Linked DNA regions of Homo sapiens: region 2 is linked to region 1. Evidence: chromatin loops called from intact Hi-C (ENCODE). Cell type or tissue: B cell. All regions are shown on one strand.

Region 1 (8,000 bases):
GTTCTATTTTGAGAAACAGCAATGGTGTAGGACAAAGAATATTGGACCTGATTTGTCTCCCATCTCTGCCACTTACGAGCCTTGTAAATGTACCACTTAAGTTTTTAGAACCTCTGTTGCTTGGAATGGAGATAATTGATCGGCTGTGGTGATGATCAAATTAGATGATATATTTGTACACATTTAGTTAATGGCTGCTATCACTAGATAACATACTCTCTAGTAGACGTATTCAGATGGAGCTTTTAATTTGCTGCCAATCCGTGGCTTTGGGTTGCTTCTACATATTGATTCAAGTACAGCCATTGCTTCAATAATTTTAAGCTGGCTGCAAGTTAGCAAAAGTCAGTTTTTTTTTCAGATAGATGTTAGTGTTTAGTATCTAGCAAAAACACAGTCTAGAAATCTAAGGAAACAGAATTCCTAGCTTCCATACCTATATTTCATTAACTTGCCGTGAAACCTTGAGATAATCTTAAAATTTGCTGCACCTCAATTATTTCACCTAAGAAATGGGTCTTCTCTACCCAAGAACACAATGTGAAAATAACTGAAATACTGTCTGTAGAAGCTCTTTGAGCTCTTTGAAAGAGTCAAACAATATAAATCAAAGCTGTTATTTTTATTTCTGAGTAAATTTGCTCAAGAATAGAATTGAGGTTTATATGATGGAGTTTTACAGACATAGGTTTATGTAGAGGGTTTTAAACTGATGCTATTCCATTGTGCTTAACACTGAATTGTAAAGACACAGAAAATACAGCCAAGTACTGTTAAATGACACTGTGTGCAGGTTTGAAATGCAGATTGCATAGTAAAAATGGCTGATACGTCTGTGCTCTCTAGAAGCCTGCTGGCTTCAGTGGGAGGTACTCTGGTCTAACATCCTCTGACTCCCTCTGAGGTGTAATTTCTCCCCCCTTGGAATTCAATGAAAACATATGAATATCTCTTACTGCTTCTGTTCTCTCACAGCAATACCAATGCAATCTTTCTCTACCAAATATTAGATGCTAAAAGTAGAGTCATCCAACTTTCTTTATAGATGACAGAGCAAATAATTCAGGAACACAAACTTTATACTATATGAGAGCATTTTTTGCTGTTTATAATATGGCATAAAACCATCTTGATCTCTTCCTGCTTAGCCGATATTAAATGAATGTTGTCTTTGTTCTCTAAGCCAGCCCTGGTACTGAAGGAACTACTTTGTCAATTACATCTTAAATTTTTTTTTTGTCTGTGAATAGAAAATTATTCCGTTTTCTCTTGAATTCTTGTGTAGAATATTGATAACACCAGTGATGAGAAACCACAAGTGTAATATAGGCTAAAACTAAATGCAGAGGCAGAGAGGGCCAGAAGGTGAAAAAGAACAATATCCATGATTTTAAAAAGATGTGATCCAAACAAAAGAAATCAATGAAGAACACAATTAAATATTGAAACACAACAGTGATTAGAGAGCATGATCAGAGAAACTGAAGGAAAACAAAACTGAAAAATAAAAACTTTTCTGATTATGCCAATGTGAGTAATCTTTCTCCGGTGTTAGAAAAATTAAATATTTAAACCTGGAGTTCCACGATGAATGAAAAATATGAGAGACAGCCCAATTAAGTCATCCTTACTGAAGAGGCTTTTCTCCAAAAATAACAGTCCTGCTTTTAATTATAGGTTCTTGGGTCTGTTAATCAGCCATCTTCCTCAAGGCTAAGCTTGGTGCAAATAACAGAGAAGGATTCAGCAAAATGCCCTGTTTAATTAAAATGAATTTAATTAAAAATATTTTTATACACATGACCAATCACCATTATTTATGCAGATGTTCCCACATAAGTCTTTGAAAAGGCATTTCTCCCCCCAACCTTTAAAAAATATGCTGTGCTTCTACAAGAACTGCTATGAAATGAAAAGCACTATGACTGGTAGTTAATACCTATTTTTATCAAAACAGCAGTGCAGCTCACACATCACCTGAGCAGCCGTAACCATAGTAACCCCAAATAGAAAGGGGCTTCAGATTATCAACACCATCAAAGGTAAGATAGTTCATGTGCCTCTGCAATAGTTACACTACAGCAAACTTTAAAGGATAAAGGTGGCTTTTATTCCTACTACTTAAATGTTAAATGAAAATAATGACTTGCAAGTACAGTGTATAGAAATGCCTTTCATTTTGGAAGACTCTTATTTCCTCAAAGTGTTAATAATAGAAAAGATGAAAACTCAATGCTATACATTTCTCCAGTGCTTCTATCTGATTATGGCGAGGGGACAGTAATCATCATTTTGCCAAGTTGGAGAATTCATACAGGGAAAACCCCACCCATAGGAGCCCTGCAGGATGAGAAGCTGGACGAGAAGGCATATTCTGTGTCCATGCACTCAGTGAGAGGATGGCTATGGTTAGTGATGATTGTCGACACGAATTACCTGCAATAAGGTATAGATGGTGACTTAGGGTGTAGACTGGCAGTCAAATCACAAAGAAAATGCACATTTAATTAGAGAAGGAGTGGAACTGGTTTGAAATATCAGTGAAATACCAATCCAAATACAAATCTGTATTTGGCTTTATAATTTATGGTTGGGGTAGGATGGAGTAGGGAAGGGTGGGAGGGCAGGGCATAAAAGGCCAGCAAGACCATACTTATTAATTATATTGTTAATTAATAATATTAATAATATTGATTATTCTATCAGAGGAACTATGATCTAGATAATCCAAAACAGAGACTAGTAGAAAAGACTTTCTGACAACATTTCCTAATGTTCAATATGTCTAGGGGGGCAGCATCTGGAAACATGGAGAAAATATTCTAAATTTTAAATATTTAAGTGTATAGTAGCTATTACAAAAAGCAGAAATTCCACATGAGGATAAATATAATTTTATTAATTTTTTCTTTTTAGTCTCTTTACATTTGAGATTTACCGTGGAAGTGGATGGACAAGTAATGAAAACATAAGAAAACAAATTCTTTAATTATGGTCATGTAGGAAGAAAATGGTATCTGGAAATTTTATGTTCAGGAATAAATAGGAATATCATGATAGTGTTATCTAAAAATCCAATAAAGTGCCTGAGAAGAATTCACTGCTAATAAAAATGTGTTTTAAAACACTTAGCAATTTACACATAATTTTCCATACAGCTCTTCATTTGATCTGACAAAAATTCTTTGAAGAAATGGAAGGTACTTTCTGTTTTGTTTTGTTTTGATAGTCTCTATTTTAAGGAAGTGGAAAGTGAGGTTCCAATAAGTTAAAGCATTAAACTGTGATGCTCCATTCACCCATGACACTAATCTTGCCTTAATGAACTGACACTTTTGATATCCAGGACGCTCTGACCACCAATCCCAACCTCATTTTTAGGAAATTTTTCTACCCTTATTACGTGCTTATTTTATTTTTAGTGGAAGGCTCCTCTTGGGATTAGTTTATGAGACATCCCTAACTGTGATCCTTTTATGCAGGCAATTTCACAGGGCCTCTCTTAGATGCTTTCACCCATAAACACACGAGCAGTGCCAGCGCCCTGGTTCACACTTCCCCTTGAAACCGGTGCGCCCCAGAATTAGAGCGACACCTAGCCGTGATTTTAGGTAGTACATGCTAGGAAAGCTTATTTGGGCAAGGGAGACAAACAAGAGACATCAGAGCTGGTGGCATCTCAAGAGGATACTACTCCCAGAGGTAGAAATCTCAGAGGTTTTCTAACAGCACTTTCTACTGGGAACTAGGACTCCTGCAGTTCACATTCTCTGAGGAGGAACTATATGATAAGGGAAGTTTATTATAATTATAATAAAAGGTAAGATGTGCACCCTTGAAATTACATACAGGTTCTACCAGTGCAATAAATGATATCTATTTCAGATTAAAAATATCAGTTCCAAGCCTCCTTCATCTCAATAATTCTTGACATTTACTCAGAAAAGCAAATATTTCATTCAGTTTTTATATTCATCGGGGCTGTGGACTAGTGCTACTAGCATCAACGAGACACTTGTTAGAAATGGGGTGTTGGACTTGACCCTGGACCTACGGAATCAGAATTTCAGGAGGCAGAACCCCCTAATTAGTACTTTCAGACTCTCCAAGTGAGTTTTACGTTCACTCACATTGGAGAACCTACTAATATAGAGCAAGAAGTAATCTTAAAAATCATCTAATTCCTCTAGGAATATATTAGGCAAATAAGGCCTAGAAAGCTTAAGTGGCCACCTTGAATTTTCCCTGCACATCAGAAATATGCCTTGTGCATAGTAACAGGGATTGAACTAGACCTGAGGTCTCCTAACTCCCAATAATAAAAATAGCATAGTGCTATGACACTTGTCAAGTGCAGGCTGGTTGGGCAAAACATTAGCTAAACAGAGACTTTGACTTTGTATCTATATTCCTCCTGGCTTCTAATTTCAGTAAATGAATTATCATCCATGCATTTAATTTAGGCACCAGACAGGATAATCCACAGTAAATTTTCTAAATTCAATTAACATGAGCCAGTAGTAGTCTCCTTATGAAAGCCAACAACGAGGGCTCAGGGCTTCATCAAGCACTTGGGATTCTTAGCACACTTTAGCTACTGGAGCAAGCAGAGATGTGTGACTTACATGTAATATGAGAAGTCATTGATTTTCATTTCTTTTTTCACTTCACGGCAGACACAATATCATACTGAGTTTGAAGATTTTCCTTTAAGATTTTCTCATTATACTTCAGAGTGATTTACTAATATCATATAAAAATGATTGGTTATTTTCTCATTTTTATGAAATTTTGAAGTTTTCAAGTGTACAGATGTGTTTCCACATAAATCCATAAATATGATCATAATATGCATACTCTTTGTTTAGTCGTTTGCTTTAATAGTCTTTTTTCTTTTCCTTTTTGGTATGTCTCTCTTTTTTCCACCTCTTCCTCTCTTAAACTCATATCTCCTCTCTCCCCAAGTAACCCAATTTTACAACGCAGTACAGAGGTCCTCAATGTTTTTGGCACCAGGGACAGGTTTCTCGTGGGGGATGGGGAGGAGGGCGAGGTGGGGATGGTTTCGGAATGAAACTTCCACCTCAGCTCATCAGGCATTAGATTCTCATGAGGAGCACACAACCTAGATCCCTCGCATGCGCAGTTCACAATAGGGTTCACACTTCTATGACAATCTAATGCTGCCGCTGATCTGACAGGAGGTAAAGCCCAGGTGGTTATGCTGGCTGGCCTGCCACTCACCTCCTGCTGTGCAGCTTGGTTCCTAACAAGCCACAGACCTGTACCCGTCTGTGGCCCGGGAGGCTGGGGACACCTGACCTAGTATATGTCCTACCAATTTCTCTTTATACTAAAATTCTCATTATAACAATTACACACACACTTGTAACAATGTTAAATTAGATGTTTAAAATGAGAAACAAAGCAAAAACAAACAAACAAACAAAACAAACAAAAACACATGTTATGTAGTGAGATGTACAATCTTAAAAGCAGCTGGGTGTGGTGGCTCATGCCTGTAATCCCAGTAATTTGGGAGGCTGAGGAGGGCGGATCATGAGGTCAGGAGAGCGACACCATCCTGCTCAACATGGTGAAACCCTGTCCCTACCAAAAATACAAAAATTAGCTGGGCGTGGCGGCGTGTGTCTGTAGTTACAGCTACTCGGGAGGCTGAGGCAGGAGAATCGCTTGAACCCAGGAGGCGGAAGTTGCAGTGAGCCGAGATCACGCCACTGCACTCCAGCCTGGGGACAGAGTGAGACTCCTTCTCAAACAAACAAACAAACAAAAACAAACAAAACAAAACAAAAAAACCCAGCACGTGTCTGAAAACCAGTTACATGACTCCATTGAACCTCTCTGCCATTTAAGAATGTGAAAGATCCTAGACTAGAGGTTAAGATCTGTGAAGGGAGTTCTTTTACTACTTGTGAGTTGTAAATCTGAACTCCCACATGGGGAGGGTTGTTTGCACATCTCAAGCCTGTAAAAAGAGACTTCCCTAGACCATCAGACAGCTTAAGATGACACACATGGAGTTTGGGGACACAGTGGATTACTGTTTGACTCTCGCTTTGCCATTATTACATGGGACTGCACATGTTCATTGCTGAGTTGAGTCTGTGATTACAACTCACAAACCAAATATTTTTATCCAGCAAGTCGGAAAGTAGTAGTCCCACACAATATTTTAAGGGGAGACTGGAAGAAAAAAAAGCACTTTCTGTGCCTATACCTCACAAGTCCCACTTTTCAATATAAAAGTTACACACAGATATGCATGGGGGTTATCTACACATAAATTTATAGGGGTCACCACTGCTTTTAAAAATGTGAATCATATTTTTATATACATTTTTGCATTTACTTTAATAGTCAACAATGCCTGCTGGAAAACTCTCAAGTTAACTGGAAGGGCACTAATTTATTTTTTTAATAGACATACAATATTGTGTAGATGTCCTACAATCTATCATCTTAAAAATGTTGCAGTACACATTCTTGTTCATATATCCTTAAGAACTGGTGGTTTTACTTGTGTGAGATAGCCTCCCAGGAGTCAGATTGCTGGGTCAAAAGGGGCTGTATATTTTAAGGTATAATAGCTTTGCCAAATTACTTTCCAGAAGTCTGTTAATGATTTAAATGTTCTCTAGAAATGTGTAAAAGTCCACTCTTTCCTGCAACCCTGCCAGCAATGACTGTTACTTGGTATTATAATTGTTGCCAAACTGTTAGGGGTAAAATGATATGCTGTTACTTTAATTTACATTTCCATGACTTCTTGGAAGTTTGAATAACTTTTTACATTTGTGGAACAAGTGGATTTGTGTGTCTATGAATTGCCTCTTCAGAGTCTTTTTTTTTTTTTTTTTTTTTGAGACAGAGTCTCGCTCTGTCGCCCAGGCTGGAGTGCAGTGGCACAATCTCGGCTCACTGCAAGCTCTGCCCCCCTGGTTCGTGTCATTCTCATGCCTCAGCTTCCCAAGTAGCTGGGACTACAGGCGCCTGCCACCATGCCCAGCTAATGTTTTGTATTTTTAGTAGAGACGGGGTTTCACCGTGTTAGCCAGGATGGTCTGGATCTCCTGACCTCGTGATCCACCCGCCTCAGCCTCCCAAAGTGCTGGGATTACAGGCATGAGCCACCGCGCCCAGCCTGCCTCTTCATAGTCTTTGTCAGTGTTTCCGTTACTTACTTCCAGATTGTCATTTTAAAGTGTTCTTTGTGTATTAAAAATAGTAATATTCTGTCCTTCGTATTTTAATAATTTTTCCCCAGTGTGTTGCCTATCTATTGACTGTTTATGGTGTCTTTTCCACTTAAATGTATTTTCTTTTTATATCTTCAAATATATCTATATTTATGGATTCTGGTTTTCCATTCTTTGTTAAGAAGAGTCTCTATATCCTTAATCTATAGATATAGATTTATAGATTTTCTTGCAGTAGTTTTTTAAAATTTCATTATTTACATTTTAATTCTTCTAAATATATTTTTGTAAATGGTTATATGTGTTCAATTTTATAATCTAAATGGATAGCCAGTGAATTGTGCTAGTACCATTTGTTAAATAAACCATCATTTCCCCATTGAATTGAAAGACCACCTCTGTCAGATTATCATTTTTCAATGAAATCTGTGTCTGGATCATCTATTATTTTTTACTGGTCTTGTGCTTCCTAGGCCAATACCACACTGATTTGATTATAATGGCATTGTAGTATATTCTTACATCTGATTAGGTAGGTTACCTCATGGTTTTATTCCACTTTATAAGCTTTAAGATAATTTTATCCAGTTTCAATGTTTAAAGTGGTAAGTTTTCATTGAAATTACCTTAAATTTTTGTATGAATTGGAGGAAAGTAGAATTTTCATGAAAGCTTTCTTCTCATCACCAAGATGGTGAACTATAATAGCATCGGCTACTGCTTTCCTCCACAAAGTCAATGATGAAGAAAGTATATAGAGAAAAGTGGAATTGAAACTAA
Region 2 (8,000 bases), 150 kb before region 1:
TGCAGGATACAAAATTGTACATATACAGTTTATTCTTGATAAATGAAATAGCTACAAAAGACTGGAAGGAAAAAAATGTCAAAATATTAGCAGTTACAGTGGTTGCCTTTAGGCAACAGAATTGTCCTTGAGTCTTATTACTCTGTTTTACATCTATGAATATACTATGCAGTAAAGTCATTTTTATAAACAGAAAGATATAACTAAATCAAAGCCATCATTGAAAGCTTTTGGCCAGTGGCTGTGATGTCTAGGTCTTTTAAATCCACAGGGGAAGCTAAACCCTCAAACCACAGTCACATCTTCTTGTTTGGGGAAGATAGTGGGCAAAGCAGATGCCTAGAAGCACCAAAAGGAAGTCTGGAGGGTTTGTTTTCTCCTTCCAAAGAAGGGAGCCATCTGCGTCTCTGCACATGGAAGTTTCAATTCATGTGTGTCACAGCCATGAGGACATGAATGGCTGCCCAGGAATGCTTAGGGGCAGGCTGCTCTGTGGGCATTTGGTAACACAAGAAAAGAGGTGGTAATAGCCCAGCAATTCCAGCTATTTTTAATGCAACTCCAAGCTAATATACTTACTTCCTACATTTTAGCATCTATGCCAGGTTTAAAGAAACAGACCTGCCCCTAATTTAAGAGAAGAAAGGCCCCCTCCTGTCCCCCAAATTGTCCCTGCCATCATCCTTCACAGTGCTGCTGCATCCTGCCTCCTCACAGCAGAGCTCACCTCGAGCAACCAATTCCATTTTAAGGAGACAGAGAACAATTTATTCAACTTCAATTTGCTGAGAGGAAAAACCTCCTATTCTCTAATATTAATTCTTGAAGCCGATTCAAAAACAATTTTTGTTCCTTGCCAGGGTTTGAGGCTTTGAAAGATATTAATGTAGACAGTCTTTGAAATATTAGGAGTTTGCAGCCATTGTGAGGATCCTGAAGTTAGCAAGCATAAAAGGAAGTCTTAGGGCAAAGTATATGTTATTCTGTGTGTTGAAATATATATCAAGCTTCTTGTGGGGTAAGGGGCTTGGGCACCCCTGGGGAACTGTGGACTATATATAGATAAGTGTGACATTCGTTTAAAGCCGATCTGCCCTGTGAGAATGATTAGGTTTACTGGAGAGCTCTATTCTTATTTTAAAGTAAGTTTTTTACATCTCTAGTTCTGAAACACCCTCTATGCAGTTTTAGACATATACGACTTGTCTAATCCACAAGCCTATAGAGAATAGTGATGAGATGATAGCACATTTCGGTGCCTGCATTTCTCTCTCAAAGATTCAATATTTTCATTTTAGCTTTTTATTTTTACCATTTTTCACAGATAGCATGTAATGTATCTCCACTGTTCTTCTTCAAGCTTTACGGTAAGATTCATAAACTTCAGCATTTTAACTGAACACATCAGTCATATTGAAGCACAGTACCTCTAATATGGTTAAAGTGTTTTATTGACACGTGACAAAACTTGACAACTTGTGTTTTTTATTATTAGAATTTTCTAATGGTTCAGGAGAGTAAAAATTAGATAACAGTAGCACAAGGTTGAAGGAACTTCATTAGGTTGAGTTTGTTTTTTCACTTACTTGACTAGTTGTCTTTGTGCCACATAGTATGTGCTTAGTGGCATTGTGTCAAAATTTGTCAGGTCTCATACAATGAAGATATTCCTATAGATTCCCTGCTTCAGTCCATCTTATATTTTATCTTTCTAAAACACAGATGTGCTCATGCCATTGCTTGTAAATCTTGGTTGGTTCCTTCCTGTCTACCGAAGGAAAGCCAAACTGCTTAGCACCACATTCAAGACTCAAGACTCTTCAAGACTTAGCAATAGGTCCACATCCCTCCCAATGTTTAACCCTTCTTCCCTCAGTGCCTCAGCAGTGGGGCACAACCAAAGGGCTATGAGGACCACAGAGAAGACTGCTTTGCAGGAAGCAGTGGTCCAGGTAGAGGTAAGGGGCAGGATTAGTAGGACAGAGCATGGCACTTGATGTCAAGAACTGGGTAGTGTGCACTTGGAACAAGGTGAGAGGCATTGTCACCAGGCTAGGCTGGATCGTGATACAGCCAAGGCTAATTGGCTGTAACTGAAAGTAGATCTTTGGAGAGTAGGAGTTGGAGGAGAAGGAAGAACACTGAAAGCCAGAGAGAAATGGAGAAAATCATTTCCATGTCTTTTCCTCCAGGAACCACTTCCATAGGCAGGCTTTGCAGGAATGACAGTTACTCAATGTAGAGAAAACTGGATATCCCTCTTTTAGACTTATTTTGGGCTCAGATTCCTGTGTTCAGCTTTTTGCTCCACCATTATAGGCTCTGTGACCTCAGTCAGGTTACTTTGCTTTTCTGTGCCTCCTTTTAGCGGCCAGCAAAATGGAGGTAAGAATTATTGTTGGAATTAAGAATTATTAGAAGAATTCAGCATTATTGGAAAGATTAAACCAATTAACTCAGTTGTCTGTACATGATAGGCCCTCAATAAATCTTACCTAGTATTATGATGAGTTTGGAAATTTTTTCCTTTACACATTTAGGAAATAAGAAAGTACAGAAAGCAGAATTTGACTGCAGTGTGATAAGTGGGTGATCAACAAATCTAAGTTTGCTGTGATCTTTTCCCGTTTTAGCACTGAAAGTCCTCTATCCCGGTAGTAGTTGGTCACCCTATAACCCTATGAACAACTCTGTGAGGGTGGGAACTCTTTGCAAACAGAACATCAAGCTGCTTAGCACCATGAAAACAGCTGAATCACACAAAATTACCTTTTCTATAAGGTCTAAACTATCAAATAGCAGCAATTTCATATGGTCTGATCAAGTAAAAAGTCCTAGAAGAAGGCAAAGGAGAATAAGCCACCTTCTATACATTAACTCATGCCTGGGTATTTTTGTCCTTCTAGCTCAAAAGTAAAAAAAAAAAAGTGTGACAAATATGTCTTAAGTACTTACTGTGTGCCAGGCATCAGACTATCTGATAGGTCAGGAGTTTATTATCTTTACTTTGATTGATCTTCATGACTTATAAGTTAAGAGGACCAACAATATGAAATAGTGGAAATGTGAAGCCATCAAGAGCATTAACTCTAAACAGAAGGAAATAAGTCTAAAGGAGAATGTGTGTATCTTACAGATGAGAGGGACAGTGCCGGTGCCATGTGGGAGGAGACAGAGCTGCAGATGAGGAGGGTGAGTTACCCTGTGCCAACAACAGCGGGGTGAGCTAAGGTGCTTGAGGGTAGAGACGCAGTCAAGCCTCTCAAGCAAAAAATGCAGCAGCTAATTTCAGAGTGGGAAATGCCCCTCTGGGAGGAAGTCAACATCTTATGATCAGAACCGCAATACTGAGATAGCTAAGAAAACACAAATTCAACTTTTAAAACGTTTTTATAAAAACACTGGAGAGAGAAAAAGTCCAAGTTCACTTTGGCTTTTGGAAGAGACCCAGAGGATTTCTTAATTCATCTGAAGCATTTTGGCCTGAGTTCTATTAAAACATTTTTAATTCTTTGATATGTAATCCTCTCTAGGGGTGTGGATAAAACAAGGGCATTATGAAGTTTTGTTTAGGGAATGTCATCCCATGAAAGTATTTGCCAGTGGATTTTGGAAGGATTCAACACTGTTTTGTTGGATGGTTTTATATACCAGGTGAATTGAACACATGAGAGCAGGGATTTTTACTCAAGAAAACTTGAGAAGAACTGTAACAAAGGGAAGAGAATAGAAGTCATAGTTTTCAATTCCAAGGACTCAGTAACCCATCAATGATTACTGGCTTCTAGGGAGAGAGTTAGATACCGAGTATTTTGTTAAATGTTTTACATTTATATAAATGTATATAGTACTTATTCATATTTTATAAAGTCATTGATATGTACACCGAAAAGAGAAGAATTGAAAAATGGAAGACTAGGAAGATTGGACACTGTATCTGATGCTGTATTTCCAGTAAATTTAGCAAATAAAAAGTCTATCAAAGGAGTGCCCTATTTTGTTTCTGAATTTCAGATGAGCAGAACAGAAGCCACTCCTATGACTCTAGGACGGAAGAATGAGAATGAGGAAACTGGGGTTGTGCTTGCCTGGAGTCTAACCCGTGCACCACCTGTTATTAGAACCCTGGGAAAGCAGCCTACCATCCAGTTTTAGGTTTGGCTTGTTGAAGCTATTGACGTTGTAGCATGCACTGTACTGAGGGAAGGGAAGGGATACCTGGCTTTGAGTTTAGAGGGCTGTGGCTAACAAGTGGCTATAAGCAAATGAATTATCATGCCTAATAAAATATTCAAGTGATAATTACTAAGTTAGTGAGAGAGTTTGGCTGTGTCCCCACACAAATCTCATCTTGTATTGAAGCTCCCATGATTCCCACATATTGTGGGGGGGACCCGGTGAGAGATAATTGAATCATGGGGGCTGTTTCCCCCATACTGTTCTCCTGGTAGTGAATAAGTCTCACGAGAACTGATGGTTTTATAAAGGGAAACCCCTTTCGCTTGGCTATCATTCTCTCTCCTGCTTGCCACAGTGTAAGACTTGCCTTTTGCCTTCTGCCATGATTGTGAGGCCTCCCTAGCCACGCAGAGCTGTGAGTCCATTAAACCTCTTTTCCTTTATTATAAATTACCCAGTGTTGGGTATGTCTTTATCAGCAGCGTGAAAACAGACTAATACAGTTAGTAAGGAAAAACCTTGACCAAATGGAAAAGTGTGCATGCATTATCTCAAGTCCATCAGAAATCTGAAAAACAAAACAAAACAAAACAAACAAACAAACAAACAAAAACCAAAAACACTATTCAAATAGTTTTTGCAACATGAAGAAAAAGGAGACAAAATCAGACAACTGATAAGGGTTGGATCTGGCTTCTCACTGTTCTGTCAAGATGGGAGTTTCTGATTTAACCAGTGTCATATTGGTGGCTACTCTAACTGAATTCATTGAAAAATTGCCATAATGTGATTCAGGATTTGCCTCTGTCAACTTACCTCCTTTTAGCATTTTATGTTTTAGTTCATAGAATAAAATAATCCCATTATAGATAAGAAGCTTGAACTGCGAGATATAATTATGAGTCCTAATTCCAGCACTCAGAAAAAACACAACAAAATAACTGAAACAAAACCTAACATGCATATAGTGCTCATTATGAGCCACAAACATTTTGTAAAAACTAATGCATGAAAACTAATTTAATCTTTACAACACTATTCATTCAACAACAGCTATTTGGTGAGTACTTTTATAGATTCTGGTGCCATGAAATAGAAGCTATCATTATCCCCATTTATGAGTGAATCTGATACATCAACTCATGCCTCCGCTTGAGCATTTTGGCCTTACTTAGCTCTTGAGATTTCAAATGCTCCCCTGGCAAGGAAAGCAAACCACATCCCCAAATTTCCTTTATCCTGATCTTCATTTATAAGCCTCTAGAGACCCTGGTGAATAGAGCTGAATTTTATTTATTTGAGTTCATCTCAGAACAGTGGTAGGGCATCTTTTCATGTCTTTGGAGACAGAGATTCACATGAGGGAGAGAAGAAGCTAAAACCATGAGCCATCACAGAGTACATCTTCCTGCTGGAAGCAGCACTAAATCAAATAAGACATAATGTATAGGAAGTTTGTCTTAAAAACCTTTAGGAAGAAGGCAGTCTACACAAATCTTCACTGAGTTCCTTCTCATTTCCTCTTTCTTGTTGTATAATACAATATGTGGGTGTAAATTAAGAGAAACATTAGGAAAAATAAGACCAAATAATCTAGGTAATTGTTATTTAACATGTATGAATCTCATTTTAATGAAAGAGAACAATATCATGGCCTATGACATAGTAAGTTTAAAAAGCTAAAAACAAAACAATAAGGTAAAAAGTAAACAGAAATAAACTTACGTGTAGGGACGGTTCTCAAAGTATGACTTATTGACCTCTGAGACTCCCTGAGACTCTTACAGGTAGCTCATGAAGTTAACATGATTTTCAGACTGTTACTAAGACATCCTTTGATTTGTTCATTCTCATTCTATCCTGAGGATACAATGGAGGTTTCCAGAGGCTACATAATGCGTGATAATCACAACTGATTGAATGCAGAAGCAAATCTGATAATCCAGCTGCCTTCCATTAAACCAGAAATAAAAGAAATTTGCAAAAATAGAAAGTGTGATTTATGTTAACATGCAATGGATTTATCATTATTTTAAAATAAATTACTAAATATTTCTAAAATCCTCATTTTAAGTGTCTAATATGATAAACATTGATACATGTAATCAGTGGTATGCTGCTAGATGTTTAACAACTGGCTCTCTGGGGGGACAGGGAGAGCCCTGATTTGTAGTGCAAGCTGATTCCATGATGTAAATATTCCCACGATGGCAGATTTCAAGCTACCACTGAACCTGGTGTAGAGAGCTGGTTCCAGCTGGCTCCAGCACACTACTGGATATAATTCATACAAACAAAAACTCTTTGGGGCCTCAATAGTTTCTAGAAGTGTAAAGAGGTCCTGTTATCAAAAAGCTTGACAACTACCAATTATAGTATAATCACTTTTTTTGTTTAAAAATATCAATGGATATATACTTCTAAAAAGATATACACCAGTCTCTAATACAGCAGTTACTTCTTGAGTGGGGAAACTTAAATTTTACTTTACAAGCTTTTGTACCACGAATTTTTATAAAAATCATGAAACTCGAATATAAAAAGGAAAAAAACCCTCATTTTAAGGTTCAGAACTTGCTCAGAGACCTCTGGTCCTCAGTTTTCAAACGGTAAAATGTAGCCGACATGGGCTAGTTTGAGTAATGGGATTTCTTCCAGCCCTATAACTCTATGATTTAATGATATTTCCACTCATTCTGGTACATATCTCACTTAGATAATCACTTTAGGGATGCTAGGGCCCTTCAGTCCCTCAAGTGACCCAGGATCTCCCCTGTGATGAGGCCTCTGCCTGCAATGCTCTCATTCTTGCCAACGCCTTTTGCCTGTTCACACCTAATTATTCTTTAGGTCTCAGCTGAAGAGTCTCTTCTCAAGGACTTCTCTATTGGGGTCCTTTGTTATATAGCCCCAGAGAACCCTGTTACTCCCCTCAGAGAACTTAATCCTGTGTTGTGTGGGCCCCAAGGGGAGCAGGGCCCATGGAGGTTTTCACTAACTGCCCATGTGGGCCCAGGCCTGTACAGAGAACATTGCAACTCATTTATTCACCCACAAATAAAAAGTGATGACCTACATGTGCTGGGCACATTTCTAGACACTGCAATATAGCTGTGAACAAACCAGACCAAGTCCCTGCTCTCGTGGGGCTGACATGCCCTGGCTCACAGCGACCTGGGGGCCTTGCTCCAGGACATACCACAAATACACGAGCAGACCCAGGCTGAGAACCCAGGTCTTCCACATCTAGTGCTTGTCCTCCTACTTGCCTTAATTCCCAGATGCTGAGGTTCTATGAAGACTGACCTCAAGACACACAGGATAATTCAATATTTGTATCCTTTGACTTCTGGTAGGCATTAGGCCAGGTATTAATAATTCCAGAAGTCATAGATCCAAAGCAGAAGAGGCTCCAAAAAAGATGAAGACACAAAAATTTGGAAAAATGCAATAAGTGAGGCCACACAGATGAAGTAGTCAGACACATGAGCATACCATATGTGAAACACAGCAAAGCTGACCTTTGTTGTGTTACTGATGCATAACCATAAAAAAACCCTACATCTTTAGATATCATATATCAGAATCATTTGGAGGTAAGGGTATTTTTAAAAATGTGTCTGAGAAAGAGAGAGAAAGAATTTAAATAGGCCATTGTTGCAAATGCCTCTGTCAGGGAAAGGTCTTTGTAGTTAAAGTGAAATGGCATTTCTTTGTTAATGAGGGGAACATTTATGAAAAGCTCTATGCACATTTTTCAGAAAATAATAATGTAGATATCTCCTACAATGCAATACATTTCTAGGTTTAGTCCACCTAAC

Evidence for each region. A loop is a pair of places that touch in the nucleus more often than their neighbours do. Peaks named below come from ENCODE experiments on the same cell type or tissue, not always from the same donor. Only the 100,000 strongest peaks of a DNase experiment are listed, where the experiment ranks them.
Region 2: a loop joins it to region 1, with 4 times the contacts of the local background. A loop is called at or near these places in 2 of 110 quality-filtered maps.

What each region holds. Positions count from the first base shown.
Region 1 is chr3:143,670,960-143,678,959 of GRCh38, forward strand. All of the region lies in intron 5 of SLC9A9 (solute carrier family 9 member A9), which reads right to left. Among named protein-coding and RNA genes, the nearest start is that of SLC9A9, 170 kb to the right of the region's middle. In B cell, CTCF peaks have their summits at 3,594 and 3,802; DNase peaks (open chromatin) are centred at 2,072 and 3,542; H3K4me3 peaks cover 686 bases; H3K27ac peaks cover 2,658 bases.
Region 2 is chr3:143,525,888-143,533,887 of GRCh38, forward strand. All of the region lies in intron 9 of SLC9A9 (solute carrier family 9 member A9), which reads right to left. Among named protein-coding and RNA genes, the nearest start is that of SLC9A9-AS1, 190 kb to the left of the region's middle. In B cell, no CTCF peak of the experiment used is centred here; DNase peaks (open chromatin) are centred at 3,244 and 4,144; H3K4me3 peaks cover 1,826 bases; H3K27ac peaks cover 5,358 bases.